2 separate regions of the Homo sapiens genome follow, and region 2 is linked to region 1. A link is a contact called in ENCODE Hi-C data. All regions are on one chromosome and are shown on one strand. The core of a region is the stretch at or near the end of the contact, and the rest is flanking DNA. Distances in the headings are between cores, read along the strand shown. Region 1 holds the start of RPS6KA6 (ribosomal protein S6 kinase A6). Region 2 holds the start of APOOL (apolipoprotein O like).

What was found. Hi-C counts contacts between places; a loop is a spot of excess contacts on that map. Pooled maps may share reads with other maps.
Region 2: a map of posterior cingulate gyrus shows a loop between it and region 1 (6-fold over the local background). The contact joins the promoter of APOOL here to the promoter of RPS6KA6 in region 1. A Hi-C loop is called at or near these places in 1 of 168 maps with a recorded cell type or tissue (posterior cingulate gyrus), 5 of 37 single-sample maps with no recorded cell type and 3 of 50 pooled maps.

What each region holds. Positions count from the first base shown.
Region 1 is chrX:84,185,406-84,190,282 of GRCh38, forward strand. RPS6KA6 (ribosomal protein S6 kinase A6) reads right to left here and starts at 2,794. Exons shown (of 22, transcript NM_014496.5): 1 at 2,414-2,794. The coding sequence starts at 2,494.
Region 2 is chrX:85,001,071-85,005,947 of GRCh38, forward strand. APOOL (apolipoprotein O like) reads left to right here and starts at 2,807. Exons shown (of 9, transcript NM_198450.6): 1 at 2,807-2,857. The coding sequence starts at 2,843.

The DNA of each region.
Region 1 (4,877 bases), core at 1,544-4,043:
TTAGGCTCGGCATCATTATACCTCGCTATTATGTACTGATCTAAAAATATAAGTACCCTTAATAAGTTTTTCCTGTGGGAAAACATGTTAAGAGTCTCAAACAACCAATTTACACACTTCTGAATGATAATTCAAAGGTTAACAACTGTCCATGCAAGCAAGACAGGTAAAAGATACAAAAAGACTCCAAAATATATGGTAGTGTCTATAATCTTTAATCTTACCAGATTCAACACACACAGAAATGGACGGAAATTATTTCTTTTGACATTAAAGTTAACAGATTCTTACCTACATTTTCTTTAAGGATTCTAGCACATTTTAAAAATATATATTCTACAACAAAAACACTCTTAGTCCTAAAATTATCACAATTGAGGGTTGTAGAGCTTGTACTCAAAATTAGCATTTTTAAAGCCAACATCAACAAATTTGTAATTAAAATATAAATTATCAAAAGTAAACTTGTTTACTTCTTATCAAAAGAATATAATTAAAAACAAACAAACTCTTCTAAGTACTAAGTGGGTCTGTTCAAATGTAGCATTTAGTTTTCACCTATAATATTTTTTATTAAGTAACTTGCAGGGTTAAATCTAACCAATCATAACTGTTTTAGAGAAAGAAGGCAGAAATACTATCTTCACCACATTACCTTCACCTTTCGTTTTACTTCATAGGGATTAACAATTTCCACTCGAGTATTTTTCCAAATTGCTGAGGTAGAGAGACCCATTGTTAAATCTCTACAATACCTAAAACATACTGCAAACAATAAAAAAACCATATGTGGTAATTACAATTTAAAACATACTACATTCAAAGTTAACAGAAATAATAAAATAGTAGGCATGCAAAAGGATTCCCACCTCCCATCCCATCCTTATATCAAAGCATTTAACTGTTTTTATAAACTAAATGCCTATAAGTTCAGTAAGTTACATACATGAATATAACAAAGTTCCTCTCCCCTTCAATAGACTTGCTAGACAATTGTGCAAACAGTTAGCATTCCCACATTTCAACAAGAAAGGAACGCCTATTCATTTATCTTGTTCTTACGAGATGTAAAATATTAAAACGTATATTGGAATTGCTTGGTTTACTAGTAAAATATTTCCTGTAAGTATAGAGGGTTCAGATTTAGGGTACTTCTGAATTTATTTCCACTATATTCCTTACCACATGTTATTCTAGCATGTAATCTTAACCCCAGTTTAGTTGATAAATAACAAAAAAATTTAAAGAAAAAAAAACAAGGTAATCATACAACAGCCAAATGTGTATTTTTTTTAAATGGAGCAAGTACTTGAAGACAAAGTTGCACCCTTTAGATGTCGAGGATTGAGAGTCTTACCTCAAAATATCCTACTGTGAATCAATTTCACCAACTATTTTTAGGAGGTGTATGGTGGCCTCTACTGGAGTAGTACGCAGTCGATTAAGTTATCAGAAAAGGATCCAACTTTCTATCACAAAAGACACGTTTTTGTGTTTAAATGCTGCCCGCTTTTATAACAACAATAAAAACAAAGCACCTGTGTACATCTAAGTTCTCACTGCACAGCTGACCAAAGCCCAACCAGAACAGTTTCAGAGTAAGAAGAGTGGGAAGAGAGGTGAACCAAAGTATTTTGGTTGAACCTCGCTAAGTCTTACCAAAGATTCGACTTATTTATAAGGGCTGGGGTTTACTTTGCGTCTTCTTTTACAGACCAACGGGGCAGGGACAGCGGTTGTGGAAAGGAGAAGGGGTGGAGCAAGAGTGCAGTAGAATCAAGGGGACCTGAGAGGAAGCAGTAGAACATCACCTGAAACCTGGCGACTGGAGATAGGTCGCCAGTGTATCTCGACATGGGTCATTACAAGGAACCATAACAAGCCACAGAGAAACGAGAAAGCTGTTACCAGGGAACACTCGTGCCTATGTGCAAATGTCCCCAGAGTTACTTAGTCACCTTGGTGTGTTTGTTGCACTGGGTTCGTAAAGCGTCCGGGGTTCAACAGCGAGCTGGAGTCCGCAGCTGTCCCCCAAAATGTTCCCAGCCAGCAAACTAGGCGCGGCGGAGAAAAAGGGACGCGCGGAGTCAGGCACAGCACCCCGCCAGTCCCCCAGTTCCCCTTCGGGTCGGAAAGTGAAGAAACTTAGTCACAACAACTCTGGCGTGGCCCGCCAGGCAGGCGCTCCGCCCAAGGCCGAGCCCGGGCCCAGGCTGCACTCACTCCGCAAGCCCGAGCCCGCCGTCTCATCCCCGCCCGCTCCCCAGCGAAAGGGCAGTGGAGGCAGCATCAAGGGGGCTTGCCCGGGAGCCCGCTTCCCGGCCCTACGCCTCTCCTCTCTCCGTCCCCAGCCAAGGTCTTGAGGGGAAGGAGGCGGGGGTTGGCTCCAGCCCGTCTTGGCCACCACACTAACCTCGCCGCTGCTCGCGCCGCCGCCGCTGAACACTTCCATTTCTCGGTCCCAGGGCTCGTCCTGAGGAGCGAATGGTAGCATCTCCCCTTCAGGAGCACTCAAACAGGAGCTGCCGCCTACCGCTGGCGCGGCCGCGCATCCTGTCTATTGAACTGGCCCGCCGCCGCCGCCGCCGCCGCCGCCGCCGCCGCGACCCCCAGCCCCGCCTTCAGCGAGCGCTGCCCTCGCCGCCGGGTCTCTCAGAGGCTGGGAGCTGGGGGTCGCCGCCGCCGCCGCCCGGTGATTCCCATAGAGAAGACAACTCTGTGCTGCCTCTCCAAGAGCTGCCGCTCGGCTCGCGCTCACCACTGCCACCACAACGACAGCCGCTCGGTGGTGACTCCCCCAACACCCCACTTCCTCGGGTCCCCTCCCCGCTCCCTGCTCTGTCAATATGGCGGCAGCGGCGGCGTTACCTGTGCGGCGCCTGGACCCCCCCACGGCGGCGGCACAGCGGCGTCACCCAAACGTCAATGGAGATTCCCCAGCTTGGGGTGAAGGGGGCGGGATAGAGGGGCGGGGTGGATGCGGGGGACCGCGTGGTGGGTGGTGGGATAGAGGGGAGGGGGGCGTGCTGGGCTGGGGAGGCGACTGAACAGTAGTAAAAGCCCCTGCTAGCGCCTCGGTAAACCTGCCCACTCCACGGAGCATGCGCAGCGCTCTTCACACATGCTCAGCAGGCCCTCTCAAGTCCACGGAGCAGCATTGCTGGCGGGCGGCAGGATTCTCAAAAAGGATGCTGGAACTGGGGGACCCTCCAGAGCACTTGAGGAATCAGGGTAAGGGTAGGACTCCAAGAGTATCTCTTTGCAGGGCTCACGAAGAGCAGGTGTCTTATATGCCAAACCACGCCCATTTCGATACTTAGTGACAAATACTAGGGCAGGGATTTTAGTACATCATACATTATCCTCCTAGAAGGTAAAGGCAGGATAACCCCCATTTAAAAAAATAAATATACCTGTCCTCTCTAGCCCCCACCTTACTTGTCCCTCTCAGGATGCTCCTGCTGGTTGCCTTCACACTATTGATAACACACAATGTTTCTCTTCACACATGCACACACACAGGCAAACATATGCCACTTAATGAACTCCACTTGTGGCAACAAAGGCATGATTCCGAAGCTAGCCCATCCTCCAGCCCCCTCTGAGAATGTTGGGTCTGTAGTGACAATAATCATAGTTTTTAGTACCTTCTTCAAAGCGAGCTTTACTACTTCGCTACTCTAAGCCACACATTGTACTGGGAGCTGGCGATATAACAGAGATAAAGTATAATCTTATACGGGGGATAATCAAGATGCTTCTCATCAAAACACTTCAGAGCTGAAAGTTTAAAAGTTATTCCACATTTGACACTTCAAAGACTTAAAAGAGCAACTGTAACAGCGGCTAAACCAACTCAGGACCTTGGAGAGGTTTCTAACGTTCATAAAAGGCACACCACCCCCTTTACCCTTCTACACCTAGGGCTGTTGACCTATGCCCTCCATTTATTTCATCATCTGGTCTCAAGAGCTAATGAAGCAAAGCTGGCCACAGAGATTGCACTGAATTACAAACAAGGATAACTGATAATGTCCTCTCACTTACTCTGCTGAAAATCTCGAGGAGAAAGTGAGCTTAACGAACAGGGTTCTCTAAAAGTCAAAGCTTCGAAAGTAGTGGGTGCATGGGGCTATAAATCGTGAAAATGTGTGAGAGTGTGTGTGTCTGTGTGTGCACGCACACACCCATAAACTCATATTTGGCTGAACTGACAGTATTAACTAGGGCCAACTTTTTTTCTTTTTCTTTTTTTTTTTTTTTTTTTTGAGACAGAGTCTCATTCTGTTGCCCAGGCTGGAGTGCAGTGGCGCGATCTTGGCTCACTGCAACCTCTGCCTCCCGGGTTCAAGCGATTCTTCTGACTCAGCCTCCCGAGTAGCTGGGATTACAAGCGTGCGCCACCACGCCCGGCTAATTTTTGTATTTTTAGTAGAGACAGGGTTTCACCATGTTGGTCAGGCCGGTCTCGAACTCCTGACCTTGTGATCCGCCCACCTCAGCCTCTCAAAGTGCTGGGATTACAGGCCTGAGCTGCTGTGCCTGGTACTGCCAACCTTTTGAGCGCTGGGTCTCATCCATCCCTTCTTGCCTACTCAAAGGCTTTGTTCTGCAACCCGCCCCCCCACTAACATCATCTATTTTTTTCTCTCTACTGGATCTCTCCCGTCAGCAAAAACATGTTATTGACAGCTTGCTTGAACACTTGCTGGCATTTGATGTAAGTTCATGACTTACTCTTTCTTTAAACATTTTCTTTACTTGGCCTCTGGAACGAAATAATGTTTGTTTTTCTCCTACATCATTGTTTCTCTTATACATCTTTCTGTCTCCTTTACTGGATCATCCCTCCTCTTCCCAATTCTGCCTATTGGAAC
Region 2 (4,877 bases), core at 1,557-4,056, 820 kb after region 1:
TGCAGAAGCTCTTTAGTTTAATTAGATCCCATTTGTCAGTTTTTGCTTTTGTTGCAATGATTTTGGTGTCTTTGTCATGAAATCTTTGCTAGTTCCTGTGTCCAGAATGGCATTGCCTAGGTTGTCTTTCAGGGTTTTTATAGTTTTGAGTTTTACATTTAAGTCTTTAATCTATCTTGAGTTAATTTTTTATTATAGTATAAGGAAGGGGTCCAGTTTCAGTCTTCTGCCTATGGCTCACCAGTTTTCCCAGCACCATTTATTGAATAGGGAGTCCATTATTGGGTATATACCCAAAGGAATATAAGTCATTCTACTATAAAGACACATGCATGGGTCTGCTCATTACAGCACTATTCTCACTAGCAAAGACATTGACTCAACCTAAATGCCCATCAACAGTAGACTGGATAAAGAAAATGTGATACATATATACCATGGAATACTATGCAGCCATCAAAAACATAAAAAAGAATAAGATCATATCCTTGGCAGCACCATGGGTGGAGCTGGAAGCCATTATCCTCAGTGAACTAGTGCAGGAACAGAAAACCAAATACTGCAGGTTCTGACTTATAAGTGGGAACTAAATGGTGAGTATGCATAGACATAAAGATGGAAACAATAGACACTGGGGCCTACTTGACGGTGGAAGGTGGAAGGAATGTGAGGATTGAAAAACTACCTATCAAGTGCTATGCTTATTACCTGGGTGAGGAAATAATCTGTATGTCAAACCCACTTGACATGCAATTTTCCTGTATAACAAACCGGCACATGTACCCAAACCCAAAATAAAAGTTAAAGTTGGAAAAGAAGCAACAACAACAACTACAACAACAAAACATGGGTGTTATTGAAATTCCTGAAATTTTTGGGAAATAAGATTGTTATAAATTTATTCTAAGCTTATTCACAATTTTAAGACTTTTCTTATTTGCCTGTTGATTATTGTGAAATAAACCTGACTGATATTAAAATCAATAAAAAGTGTGCATCAATCAGTTATGAACAAAGTTAGCTTGACAAATCTAGGTATACCATTTATTTAATATGCAGAAATGTTAAATTTGGATGAAATTATTGACAAATACACAGAGGTTAAGGCTCAAAAACAGAAACTGTAATATTATTATTCATTCCTGTGGCAGACCACTATGTAGATATAAGTATTTTTCCTTTGAAAAATACATTAATGCAATTAAAACACCTTGATCCATTTTTTTCCTTTTTTGGTTCTGTACTATTTATTTTGCATTTTATTTTTATATTGGCATATATATGTATGTATATGTTTATATTAAGTTCAATAAAAGAAAATAGTCACTCAATGTTTCTTTTGTAGCCAGTATTATTAGTTTCATTTCATCATTATTTCTTAAAATAATTTTGTCATTTACAGGACAGTTCTGTTAAAAAGGATCTGTTTTGGGTATGAAATGTGATAGGTATCAACTAATGCCTAGTATATAGTTTGCACATAATAAATATTTGTTGATTGAATGAATGAATACATGAATTAATATTGGGACTGTTAATGGGCATATTATGAGCATCTTCTTTCCTCAGAATCCTTCAGGGAGGCCTACAGCAGACCTTGCTCCTGTTGTGAATATTGCAATATACCCTTAGTATATTCTCCTGATAGCACCAAAATCATCCTTTAAAAATGTAAATTAGATCACATCACACCTTTGCTCAAAATCCTCCAATGATTTCCCATCTTATTCAGCATAAAATCCAAATTTATTTTGGCGGCACGAAAGCCCCTACACTGTGTTACTTCGCTACCTCTGAAATTATTGCTCCAGCCTCACTGGACTTTTTCATTGCTGTTCCTTCCGTATGCAACCCTCTTCTCTAAATTCCTCCAGGACTTTTATCAAATGAGCTTATCAGAGTCTTTCTCTCATTGATATAAACCAGTAAACTCCCACCTCATTCCCATACTGTTTTATTTTCCTTCATAGCATTTGTCTCTTTTTTAAAATTTATTATTTATTTTTATTTATTTATTTATTTTTTTGAGACGGAGTCTCGCTCTGTCGCCCAGGCTGAAGTGCAGTGGCGCGATCTCCGCTTACTGCAAGCTCCGCCTCCCGGGTTCACGCCAGTCTCCTGCCTCAGCCTCCCGAGTAGCTGGGACTGCAGGCGCCCGCTACTACGCCCGGCTAATTTTTTTTGTACTTTTAGTAGAGACGGAGTTTCACCGTGTTAGCCAGGATGGTCTCGATCTCCTGACCTCGTGATCCGCCCGTCTCGGCCTCCCAAAGTGCCAGGATTACAGGCGTGAGCCACCGCGCCGGCCTCATTTGTCTCTTTTACTCCTGTAATCATAAGCTCTGTGAGGAAGCCACTATGTTTTGTCTATGCCCCGAACAACTGCCCGGCACAGAGTATGCTCTCCGTGACTTAGTTTTAGAATGAATGAACTTACCCATGTTTCGCAGAGGTAATAAGTTGTTTTTCTTACTATATAATTAATTATTAAAGCAGCTACATTTGGGTATTAAGTCCTTATCTGGACATATCACATATGCCCGAAACAAAATAATTAAAAGTTCTGCACCCAGGAAAATAACTCCCAACTGGACTATTGATAATGTTCTGGAAGGCTTTATCTGGGACCGGGAGGGTCAACCACAGGGGTGAACAGTTTCTCCAGAAGACAGCTGACCGAAACCGCAGCAGTTGCCAAGGCGGCTGGAGGAGGGCGGAGAAAAGGCGGTAACTGGCAGGCAAGGGGCGTAACGGGGTGGGGCTGTCCTAAGGGAAGCCTAGTCGAACTGATTTGTCCCTCTCTGCTCTCCGTCTGAAAACCTTGGCCGAAAGGGTTGTAGACATGGCGGCCATCAGGGTAAGCGAAAACCAACTTGCTTAATTTCTGTGGGTGCCGATAGCATCCCGGTAACTGTAAAAGGGATCCTACTAACTTCTGAAGGAGCCCTGAAACAAGGGGCAGGGTGGAGGTGGGTTTTGAGATAATTGCAATCTTTATCGTTTGAAGCCTCAAGACACCTGCCTTTCCCCATTAGGGTTTTATCAGCCTGGGACGCTGCTCCCTCAATCCCCTGTGGTTGTCGATTTACACAGTGGCACAGTACAAAACTGGGAAACGGCTGGGTGAAAATGGCTGGCCAGGCGACGAGCCGCAGTAGACGTTTCGGTCTTCAGCTGCAATAAAGAGAAAAATATATATATAAACTTGGCATTTGTCTCGGCGCACAGGGCAAGGCCACATGACCCTATGGAAGGACTTTGTTGAAACATTTGGGGTGAAACTGACCAGGATAGAGAGGTCCCATAGTCTTTCAGCAGTGCGCTGGTTTACACATAGTGTTGTTGCTTTCTGTGCTCGAATAACCTGTTCCTTTCGAGTTTTACGCTTGGGAAAGGTGCCTTTACTTGGGAGTCCGTGTACAGTGAGTGACTCAGCTGGCAGCTTGCTGCAGTTCCCTAAGTAGTGTTTAATAATGGTAGTCTACAGATATTTACGTAGCGGGTTTTAATTGTAAAATATTCTGTTAGGCTTGCAGGAGATACAGTATGAATAATTCAGTTCCGCTGAAGTTTTAAGTCGGCAGCGTCTACAGTTCTGGTTCTCATACTTCATCTGAGTTATTTGAACAACCTCCTACCTGAACTTGCCACCTCAAGCCTGGCTCTCATGTAATCTGTTTTCCTCTGTGTTGCCAGAGTACATCTACCAAAATGCAAATTTGATTTTTGCCTCCCCCCGCATTTAAAAAATTTTATGGGCATGTCATCATCTCCCCTCTGGGGTCAGGCCATACTCTTATGTCTAGAACATCTGATTTTACCTAGACTTTCCAGCCTCATCTCTTGTCACTCAGGAACCCTCCTCCTGTCGATACTGAGCTGCTTGCTTGACCCCGCCATGCTTTTTTACGTGCTCTTTCTCTGGGCCTAAAGTGCCTTTTCCCATGCTTATCTAGTTGTATTTATAGTTCATTCATTCATTCAGCAGCTATTTGTGTACAGCCTCCCCATATGCAAAACACAAAAATGCCTTGTTTAATAGTGTCCTTGATCTCCCCAGTCTATTTTATTTTATTTTATTTTTTATTTTTGAGACGGAGTCTCTCTCTGTCTCCCAGGCTTGAGTGCAGTGGCGCGATCTCAGCTCACTGCAACCTCCACCTCCCGGGTTCAGGCGATTCTCCTGCCTCAGTCTCCTGAGTAGCTGGGACTACAGGCGCATGCCAACCATGCCCGGCTAAATTTTTTTATTTTTATTTTTTAGTAGAGACGGGGTTTCACCATGTTGGTCACGCTGGTCTCGAACTCCTGACCTCGTGATTCACCCCCCCCCCCCCCCGGGCCTCCCAAAGTACTGGGATTACAGGCGTGAGCCACCACGCCCGGTCCTCGCCAGTCTATTTTAATAACTCTTGTTTGTGCTCCCAGAGGACTCTGGGCACACTCTTAACCAAGCATTTATTCCACTGCACATATAGACTACTTACTTGTCTGTTCTAGCTACCTAAACTATAAGCTCCTTGAAGACAGTAATTATATTAACCTTTGTATCCGTAGTACCTAGCACAGGTCTGATGTATATTAGGTAGTCAACATGTTCTACATGAATAAAGTGCCAGGCAATGAGGACAGAAGAGATTAAGTGGTGGAGATATAACACATATAACACAAATGACTGTGATTCAGAGTAAGGGGAGTTTCTTACCTGAAGAGAAGTACAAAGTGCTCTGACGCTCAAAAGGAGAGAGCTCACACTTGGTTTGAAGAGAGTAAAAAGAGGCTTCATGGAGAAGGTGCAGAGACAGAAGGAATGGTCAGTGGCAAAAAGCAAACCAGAATAGTGTGTTTTCATTGAGAAGAAGAGAGTTGAACAGTCC